Linked DNA regions of Homo sapiens: region 1 is linked to region 2. Evidence: read pairs that join two places in POLR2A ChIA-PET (ENCODE). Cell type or tissue: Caco-2. All regions are shown on one strand. Each heading gives the region's core, and the rest is flanking DNA. Links, peaks and the distances in the headings are about the cores only. Region 1 holds the start of LOC101928419 (a long non-coding RNA gene). Region 2 has its middle 77 kb from the start of IL6ST-DT.

Region 1 (4,395 bases), core at 258-4,257, 51 kb before region 2:
CCTCCCAAGTAGCTGGAACTACAGGCTCCTGCCACCATGCCCAGCTTACTTTTGTATTTTTATTAGAGACAGGGTTTCACCATGTTGGCCAGGCTGGTCTTGAACTCCTGGCCTCAGGTGACCCGCCCGCCTCGGCCTCTCAAAGTGCTGGGATTACGTGCGTGAGCCACCGTGCCCAGCCTACTTATCATAATTTTAGATGCCCCAAGAAAGCACCTCCTACTCCCAGATACCTGAAATTCTTTTTTTAAAAATTATTTTATAAAATATGGAATACTTCACAAATTTGTGTGTCATCCCTGCGCAGGGGCCACGCTAATCTTCTCTATTAATACCTGAAATTCTTTTAACTCAGGGAAAAAATGGGGAGTTCTACATAGGTCTCAGAAGTTGGAGATGGTTAAATGACTTTAAGTAAAATTAAAGTATAAATCATTGAAAGTAGACATTTTCCAGCCAGTGTGGTGGCTCACACTTATAATCCCAGCACTTTGAGAGGCCGAGATGGGTGGATCACTTGAGGTCAGGAGTTTGAGACCAGCCTGGCCAACATGGCGAAACCCATCTTTACTGAAAATACAAAAATTAGCCAGGTGTGGTGGCGGACACCTATAATCCCAGCTACTCAGGAGGCTGAGGCAGGAGAATCGCTTGAACCCAAGAGGCAGAGGTTGCAGTGAGCCAAGATCGCGCCATTGCACTCCAGCCTGGGTTACTAAGCAAGCAAGACTCTGTCTGAAAAAAAAAAAGAAAAAAGAAAAAAGTAAGTGTTTTCCTAAGAGCAGATGTTGATCCTAAGCAAGTAAGAAAGTAGAAGAACATAAGCTACATTAGGAAAAAAGTGAATTAACCATTTTTTAAAAAAAGAACAAATTTCAGAAAGGCAGGCTGAGGGAAAGTTCATCTACTTCAAAACACTCCTAGAACCAGCTTTGAACAGAATAGTTCCCATTTTGCAATACCACCCACTTAGCAAAGAAAATCCAATTCTCTAGGCCTCATGGTGGAAAGTAAAACTAAGGGGAAAAAAGAAAGTACAAAGATAAGGAGAGTTCAAAAGGAAGTAAAATATCCAGAAGAGTCCTTTCCAATCCAGTACTCAATTCAGAGGCCTCATGTACTGATCAAATCCTAGCCTCCATTTTTTTCCACGTTTTCTGCAGCAAAACATGAAATTCTGCCTTCATGCTGAAGCTATAAGCTTCTGTTAATAGTTGAATTTTTCAGGGCCAGGCACAGTGGCTCACATCTATAATCCCAGCACTTTGGGAGGCTGAGGCAGGTAGATCACAAGGTCAGGAGTTCAAGACCAACCTGGCCAACATGGTGAAACCCTGTCTCTACTAAAAATACAAAAATTAGCCGGGCGTGGTGGCGCACGCCTGTAATCCTAGCTACTCCGGAGGCTGAGGCAGGAGAATTGCTTGAACCTGAGAGGCAGAGGTTGCAGTGAGCTGAGATTGTGCCACTGCACTCCAGCCTGGATGACAGAGCGAGACTCCGTCTCAAAAAAAAATTAAAAAAAACAAAAATAAATAGTTTAATTTTTCAAAGTTTGCACAGGTTTATGTGCTTTAAGTATTTACAATAATTGTGATTTCCCTTTCCTTCTTCTCTTTTTTAGTGAAAGTTTTTCCTATTGAAAGTTTTTGTGAAAAGGAAAGAAAAGTAAAGTAGTAATAAAAAGAGGTAGAAGGAAAATATGAAGAACTAGGCCTCCCAGATAGTAAAACACATCATAAGTCTATGGTACTTAAAACATTGTAGTACTTACCTAAGATATGACACAGAACACATAACCCAGAAGCAGCATATGTAGCTTAAGTGTTTCAAATTTCATCAGTCTATGAGGTCACAGTCCGCTTTAATATGCAGTTTACTTGTCTTCAGAGAGGAAAGTCTGTTACCAAGTCCTGCTCTCTGTGTATTTCTGGGAATTCTCTGGGGAATGTTTACATGTTTCATTAATCATTCCTCAGTCACTGATAGCTCAACCAACGCTGCATCCTTGGACCCATTATCTCCTGCCATTCAGCGGCCACCACATCCGCCCACTCTTGTCTCTGCTGAATTCCTTCTGAATCATGGGCCCTGCCCTTTAGCCCCCTGCTGTGACAGCTGAGGCAGATTGGCTGTGTTTGCAGGACATCCTGAAGCTTAGAGATAAGAAGGAGCTAAAGTTTAGACAACTTGAAATTAGGTACCACAGACTGGCCCCAAGGACATGAGTATATTAGAGATTATCTATATGCTCCCCTCGTTACTCAGCAAAACCCTGTTCTTCTGGATCGCTTCCATGTTGATGGTCAGAGGAATTTAAACAGTCGGTCTTAGTAATTGTCATGAAGGAGTATTTCACAAAGCTTCTGAGTGAATCATCACATGTTGGTAAGCCTGACTAGATCAACATCCAGCCCTCCATCTGCTGAATTTATTGGCAATACACTGTCTAAATGGGAGGACATAATCTGCTGGGGACCCGTCCTGTTTCAGAATAAATGTCTCCTGGAGACCTCTCTCACATAGAATGGAACTAATCACATCTGCCACATTCAAATATGCAGTGTGATTGATCACTGTGTTGAAAAATACATGGCCCTATTACGTGTTATAAAATTGCTGCTTCTAGCATAACAGGAAAAAGGTGTTTAATTGACAGAAGATACAATCTGTACCTGGTAATTCTGGGGCCACACAATATACATACATATATGCTCTCCAAATACTCATGTCCAACCCCGTTCACAGATATACCCAACCCAGCCCTTCTCTGTCCAGCTGCCAGGCTGCCTCCAGGCCTGAGAGACCACCTGGCCCTCTCAGAAGTGCCCTTCTGCCCAAGGTTCAGGCCCTGCACAAGGCTGAGGAGAGGTCTTCCATGACCTCCTTTCCTGCCCCAGGACTGCCCATTTCCCGAGTGACTTACCAGAGGGATAGTCATTCTTTGCACAGAAGACCCCATTCATAGGAATGTGGGCCAGGCTCACACCTGTAATCCCAGCACTTTGGGAGGCTGAGGCAGATGAATCCCTTGAGCCCAGGAGTTCGAGAGCAGCCTTGGCAACATGGCGAAACCCCATCTCTACAAAAAATACAAACATTAGCCGGACATAGTGGTACATGCCTGTAGTCCCAGCTACTCAGGGGGCTGACATGTGAGGATTGCTTGAGCCCAGGAGGTGAAGGTTGCAGTGAACTGTGATTGTACCACTGCACTCCAGCCTGGGTGACAGAGTGAGACCGTATCTCAAAAAAGGAATGTCAACTTGCCCTTTGCCCTTTGCCTCTCCCTACACCCCCAGAAAAAAATCAGAACATAGTTTTGTGACATCAGTACTTAATCCAAAATATAGTTATTCAATCTTTTATTTTTGGAGACAGAGTCTCACCCTGTCACCCAGGCTGGAGTGCAGTGGCACGATCTCAGCTCACTGCAACCTCCACCTCCCTGGTTCAAGCGATTCTCCTGTCTCAGCCTCCCGAGTAGCTGGGACTACAGGTGTGCGCCACCATGCCTGGCTAATTTTGGGTTTGTTTTTTTTTTAGTAGATTAGGGGTTTCACCATGTTGGCCAGACTGGTCTTGAACTCCTGACCTCAAGTGATCCACCCACCTCAGCCTCCCGAAGTGCTGGGATTCTAGATGTTAGCCACCGTGCCTGGCCTAGTTTATTCAATCTTGAATACAACTATGTGTAGAATCAAACGTCCAGTACCTTTTCACAGTATTTTCCAGGATGACCTGATGGCCAGGGCTAATCGTCTTTAGGCCACCTCCAAGCTCTCAAACTCTGATCTCCTGCTGGCAACTGCCTAAGCTACTACAAGTCCACAGCTTCCAAAAATAATAATGCATAGGCACAGAGCAGCTATAAATCTACACTTAAGAAACATTTTTTTAGAGTAAACATAATCTTCAGAGATGCAACTCTATCTCCCAGCAAGTTGACTTTTTATATGCTTCAGCTAAGCTTCAGCTTCTCAAACTTCTGTTTTAGATCGAAGTATTTGCTGTACATTAGGCACACTTAAAAACCCACTGGGACAGGTTACCAAAACACAGGCAGAGTCCTTCATCCAAGACAAAGCCAAGCCTTGACCTCCTAGAAAACAGTAGGTGCTCTTTAAATGAATAGTGGAAATTCTTATTTCTACTCACAGAGTTAAAAAAATTCAGGGTCTAATTCTACCCAGAATTATTTTGTCTTTGGTACAATAAAGAAAGCAGTATCACAAAAGTACCAATTTATTCGACCTTCTTGTTGGGAGCCTCTATATGTGCCAGAACCACACAGTGAGTGAAAGGCTCCCATTCCCCTCCCACGTGGAGCATACAATCTTTTTTAAAAAGTGGTGGAACACTGGCCGGGTGTGGTGGCTCACTCCTGTAATCCCA
Region 2 (4,395 bases), core at 114-4,113:
GGGACAACCAGCATGCACTACCATGCCCAGCTAATTTTTTAAAAAATTTTTTGTAGAAACTGGGTCTCACTATATTGCCCAGGCTGGTCTAGCACTCCTAGGCTCAAGTGATCCTCCCACCTCGGCTTCCCAAAGTGTTGGAATTACAGGCATGAGCCACCTTGCAGCCAATGTTGTATTTTTTAAAAAGAAGCAGGGCGTGGTGGCTCACACCTGTAATCTTGGCACTTTGGGAGGCTGAGTCAGGAAGATCGCATGAAACCAGGAATTCCAGACCAGCCTGAGCAACATAGCAAGACCTCCATCTCTACAAAACATAAAAAATAACCAGGCATGGTGGCATGCCCCTGTGGTCCCAGCAGCTCAGGAGGCTGAGGTGGAAGGATCACTTGAGCCCAGGAGGTTGAGGCTGCAGTAAGCCATGATTGTACCTTGCACTCCAGACTGGGCAAGAGAGTGAGACAAGAAAGAAAGAGAGAGGCTGGGTGCGGTGGCTTACCCCCTGTAATCCCACCACTTTGGGAGGCCGAGGCAGGCAGATCACCTGAGGTCAGGAGTTCGAGACCAGCCTGACCAACATGGAGAAACCCTGTCTCTACTAAAAACACAAAATTAGCCGGGTGTGGTGGTGGACGCCTGTAATCCTAGCTACTCGGGAGGCTGAGGCAGGAGAATCGCTTGAACCTAGGAGGTGGAGGTTGCAAGATTGTGGAGCCGAGATTGTGCCATTGCACTCCAGCCTGGGTAACGAGCAAAACTCTGTCTCAAAAAAAAAAAAAAAAAAAAAAGAAAGGAAGGAAGGAAGGGAGAGAAAGAGAGAGAGAGAGAGAAATTCATCTTGAAGCAATAGAGTCACACTCAGAGACAGGTACTTAGGTACTCTGAACCCATGGAATGGAGAGCCCATCCAGCAAAGGCAGGTGCCAGCCTCCTGGTGCATACCCTGGGGCATGAGCCTTGGAGAGCAATGGCAGACAGTACCACCTCACCAAGTTGCCTTTTTCCTCTCTCACTTATTCTAGTGCACATATATTTGGTTTTTCAAAAGCTAAATATGCCAATGATGTAATTCCAGACTGAAGTTTAAAGAGTTCCATTTTCATTAGTCCATTTTCTTGTTCTATTTTGTAAGGTCTCAGTAGGATTTGTACAATTGCATTATGATTGAGCATTACAAATAGAGTCTGCTTTCTAGGAGTGGACAGCAAGGTTGAAAGAGAAGAATCTAGGAGGTTAAACTGCCAAAGAACAATACAGAAAAATTTGCAAGCAAATACCATCGTGGTTTGTGATAAGAAGTGCTAAGGCTATTCCTAGAAGTGAAATCACTGCAAACTGGGGAGAACCTTGTGAGTGAATGGGCGGGAGGTGGGAGGTTAGGGCCTCAGATCAGACCAGCATGGCAGTGTTACGCTGCCACTTACTAGCTATGTGGCTTTCTAAGTCTCAGCTTCACTTCTCTTAAATGGAGATAATAATACTTACTTACCTCCTAAGGCTATTATGAAGGTTAAATAAGATAGTGTATGTAAGTGCCTGGCACATAGTGAGCACTCAGTAAATGCTGTCATTATTCTAAACAAGGCCTTAAAGCATGAGTCAAATTTAAACAAGCAGAGGGGTGGGGACAAGAAAGTAGAGACCAGGCTTTGTGGCCATCTGGAGTGAAGATAATGCGGAGGATGTAAAGCAGTGATGCACTGGCACGGGTTCTGATCCTGGTTCTCTTATTTCCTTGTGATCTGGGGCAAGTATGCTCTGTGCTTCAGTTACCTCATCTATTAAATGAAGATGACAATATGTAGTCAATTACCACATGGGATTAAATGAGATATTATATCTTAAATGTTCAGCACAATATCTTAAAACGCACACATAAGAAACTGGTGAGCCATGGGGGACTCTGGGGAAAAAGGTTAGGGAACAAGAATGGAAAGGAGACTTATTTTATGTACATCTCACTTCATGCCCTTTAATTTCTTTTAAATGTTTTACTGGGTTTCTTCAATTTCTTTCAAATGTTTTACCAATTCAAAAAAAATTTTTAATCTCAAAAAACATATGCCAAAAAAAAAAACACAAATAGAAATCCAAGCTGGACGCGGTGGCTCATGCCTGTAATCCCAGCACTTTGGGAGGCTGAGGCGGGTGGATCGCTCAAGGTCAGGAGTTTGAGACCAGCCTGGCCAACATGGTGAAACCCTGTCTCTACTAAAAATACAAAAAAATTAGCCAGGCATGGTGGTGGGGGCGCTGTAATCCCAGCTACTTGAGAGGCTGAGGCAGAAGAATTGCTTGAAACAGGGAGGCAGAGGTTGCAGTGAGCCGAGATGGCGCCACTGCACTCCAGCCTGAGAGACTGAGGGAGACTCCATCTCAAAAAAAAAAAAAAAAAAAAAGAGAGACATCAGTACAGAGCCTAGTACATATATGGCTACAGTATACTAATCTATCCCACATGGAATAAGACCACATTCTTTCTCACCCTGCTAAAAGAGTACAGAATAATTTATAATTTCAGTAGAAAGCCAAAATCTGCCAAAGCAATATTTTGAAAAATAAGATTTGCAAAGCAAATGCTGAAATCATGTTTAGCTTCTTAAGGAAACGAAGTTTTCAAATACTTAAAGTAGTTTTAGCAGCACCTATTTAGATAAGAACAATTAATTGTCCTCATTACAATTTTTTTCCTTAAGGCATTTGAGCAATCCCAGGAGGATTTCTACTTGTTTTCTCAGCTATTTAAGTATTAAGGAGTATGCTTTAAAATAATAAATTTATATTTACCTTTAAAATTATTGTCTAGTTTACATTTTAATTCAGATCAGATCTCTTTGAGACTATTCTGACTTACTGAGAGTTCATTGTAGTTGTATGCCTCAAAACAATTAACAAGTGTTTCTTCTCCCTACGTTGGACCTGAGCTTAGTTTGCTTTCCCTTCCTTCTTTCTTTTCTTCTTGTATATTCCTCCCCATTTCTTTCCCACACAAAATTTCCTATAAAAACACATTTGTGGATAAGCTTGCTATGTTCTTATCGGCAGCTCTGTGGTCTCCAAGCAAAGATGTCAATTCTAAAATGTTTCCCCAGAGACCCATGGATCAGAAGGTTGTTAAATCAGCCCTGAGGATCCCAGGCGCTGCCTTCCAGCCCTGGATCAGAGCCCTGTCCCTACTGGGTATTCACACTTACCTGGTTCCCCAGCACATACAACCTTTTGGAGGTCTGGGAGGGAATCACTGCCAGGAAGCAGCTGCAAGGACTCAGTTACTACAAGGCACCATAGCATATTGGGGAATCTTCCTACGTTCAACTGATATTTTACTTTTAAAAAATCTGATCATTTTACATTCTGTGTTAAATGATCATCAGCGGGCCTTGCCTTTTTTCATATAAACTCAACCTATGACTCTTTCCTCCTACTACAGGAAACCTATTGTGTGGCAAATATGCCAACACTGCTTCAATCTCAGAGTAAAATTACAAGAAAAAAAGAGGAAACACCCTAAGCCTAAACCACATGCTTGAGGTTTCATTTTAAAATAGGCAGATCCTATTCTAATTTTTCTCCAAGTCACGTGCAATATTTTTCTAGAAGTACATTTTGCTTTTTACTTTTCAGGTTGGAGATTGTTTTTCCATCTGGCTTTTCTGCTTTCAACTCAGTTACAAAACTGTAGTCAACATTTTCACAGGTTGTCAATGGAAACCTGATTATGGCTCCTCATCCAAGAAGAAAAAATAAAATTGAGTTGAATAGAGGACAAGATAGTACAGAAAATGCATTCAGATTTATCAGACTTTCCCAACTTCCTGCTGTTTGCTTTACAAAACAGAGCAAATCTCACATTCCTCCCGTTTAGTCCCAAAACACTTCTAGGGAAATTCTGTCACATGACAGCCAAGGATACCCAAATTTAGAGCCCTGCATGCTGAATGGGGACACATGATCACTTTAAAAAGAATGAGACTGGGAGCTATTATTTCTTCCAGATGGATATGAAGTCATTTTCAAAGAAATAAAGGCATTGATTTATTTGGGATCTTATCAACAGCAGTTCAAAGTGTGCAGTATCAAGGAGAAGGAAGAGGCTTAGTCTTCTAGGAAATGATGATGGACTCGGTATGGGAATTGAGACGATTTTCTACATAGCCGTGAATTAATGAAACTTAAGCTTAGGTGGGGGGCCTCACTTGCACAGGCCCCCGCTAGTGCTGGGGGTTAGTTGCTGGTAGGAAAGGGATAGCAGGTTACAATCAGGAACTGTTTCTCTGTAAGCATTTCTGGTAAAGTACTTAATCTCAGAAGAAAAGGATGTAGATCTCTGTGGCTCCAGTCATTTGTTGTGATTTATTTCCTCTTTCCATATATTTATTTTCATACCATCTTTTA

The links. ChIA-PET counts read pairs that join two places held together with the same protein. Peaks named below come from ENCODE experiments on the same cell type or tissue, not always from the same donor. Only the 100,000 strongest peaks of a DNase experiment are listed, where the experiment ranks them.
Region 1: POLR2A ChIA-PET joins it to region 2 with 10 read pairs; 9 of 35 experiments call an interaction of 5 or more read pairs at or near these places.

The regions. Positions count from the first base shown.
Region 1 is chr5:56,121,638-56,126,032 of GRCh38, reverse strand. All of the region lies in intron 8 of ANKRD55 (ankyrin repeat domain 55), which reads left to right. It overlaps LOC101928419 (a long non-coding RNA gene), which reads right to left and starts at 1,932. Exons shown (of 2, transcript XR_241794.2): 1 at 1,775-1,932. It also overlaps the pseudogene RNU6-299P. RefSeq lists a silencer at 3,589-3,761. In Caco-2, for the core only: no CTCF peak of the experiment used is centred there; a DNase peak (open chromatin) is centred at 2,082.
Region 2 is chr5:56,070,465-56,074,859 of GRCh38, reverse strand. No RefSeq gene overlaps it. Among named protein-coding and RNA genes, the nearest start is that of IL6ST-DT, 77 kb to the right of the region's middle. RefSeq lists an enhancer at 391-892. In Caco-2, for the core only: a CTCF peak has its summit at 2,273; a DNase peak (open chromatin) is centred at 2,329.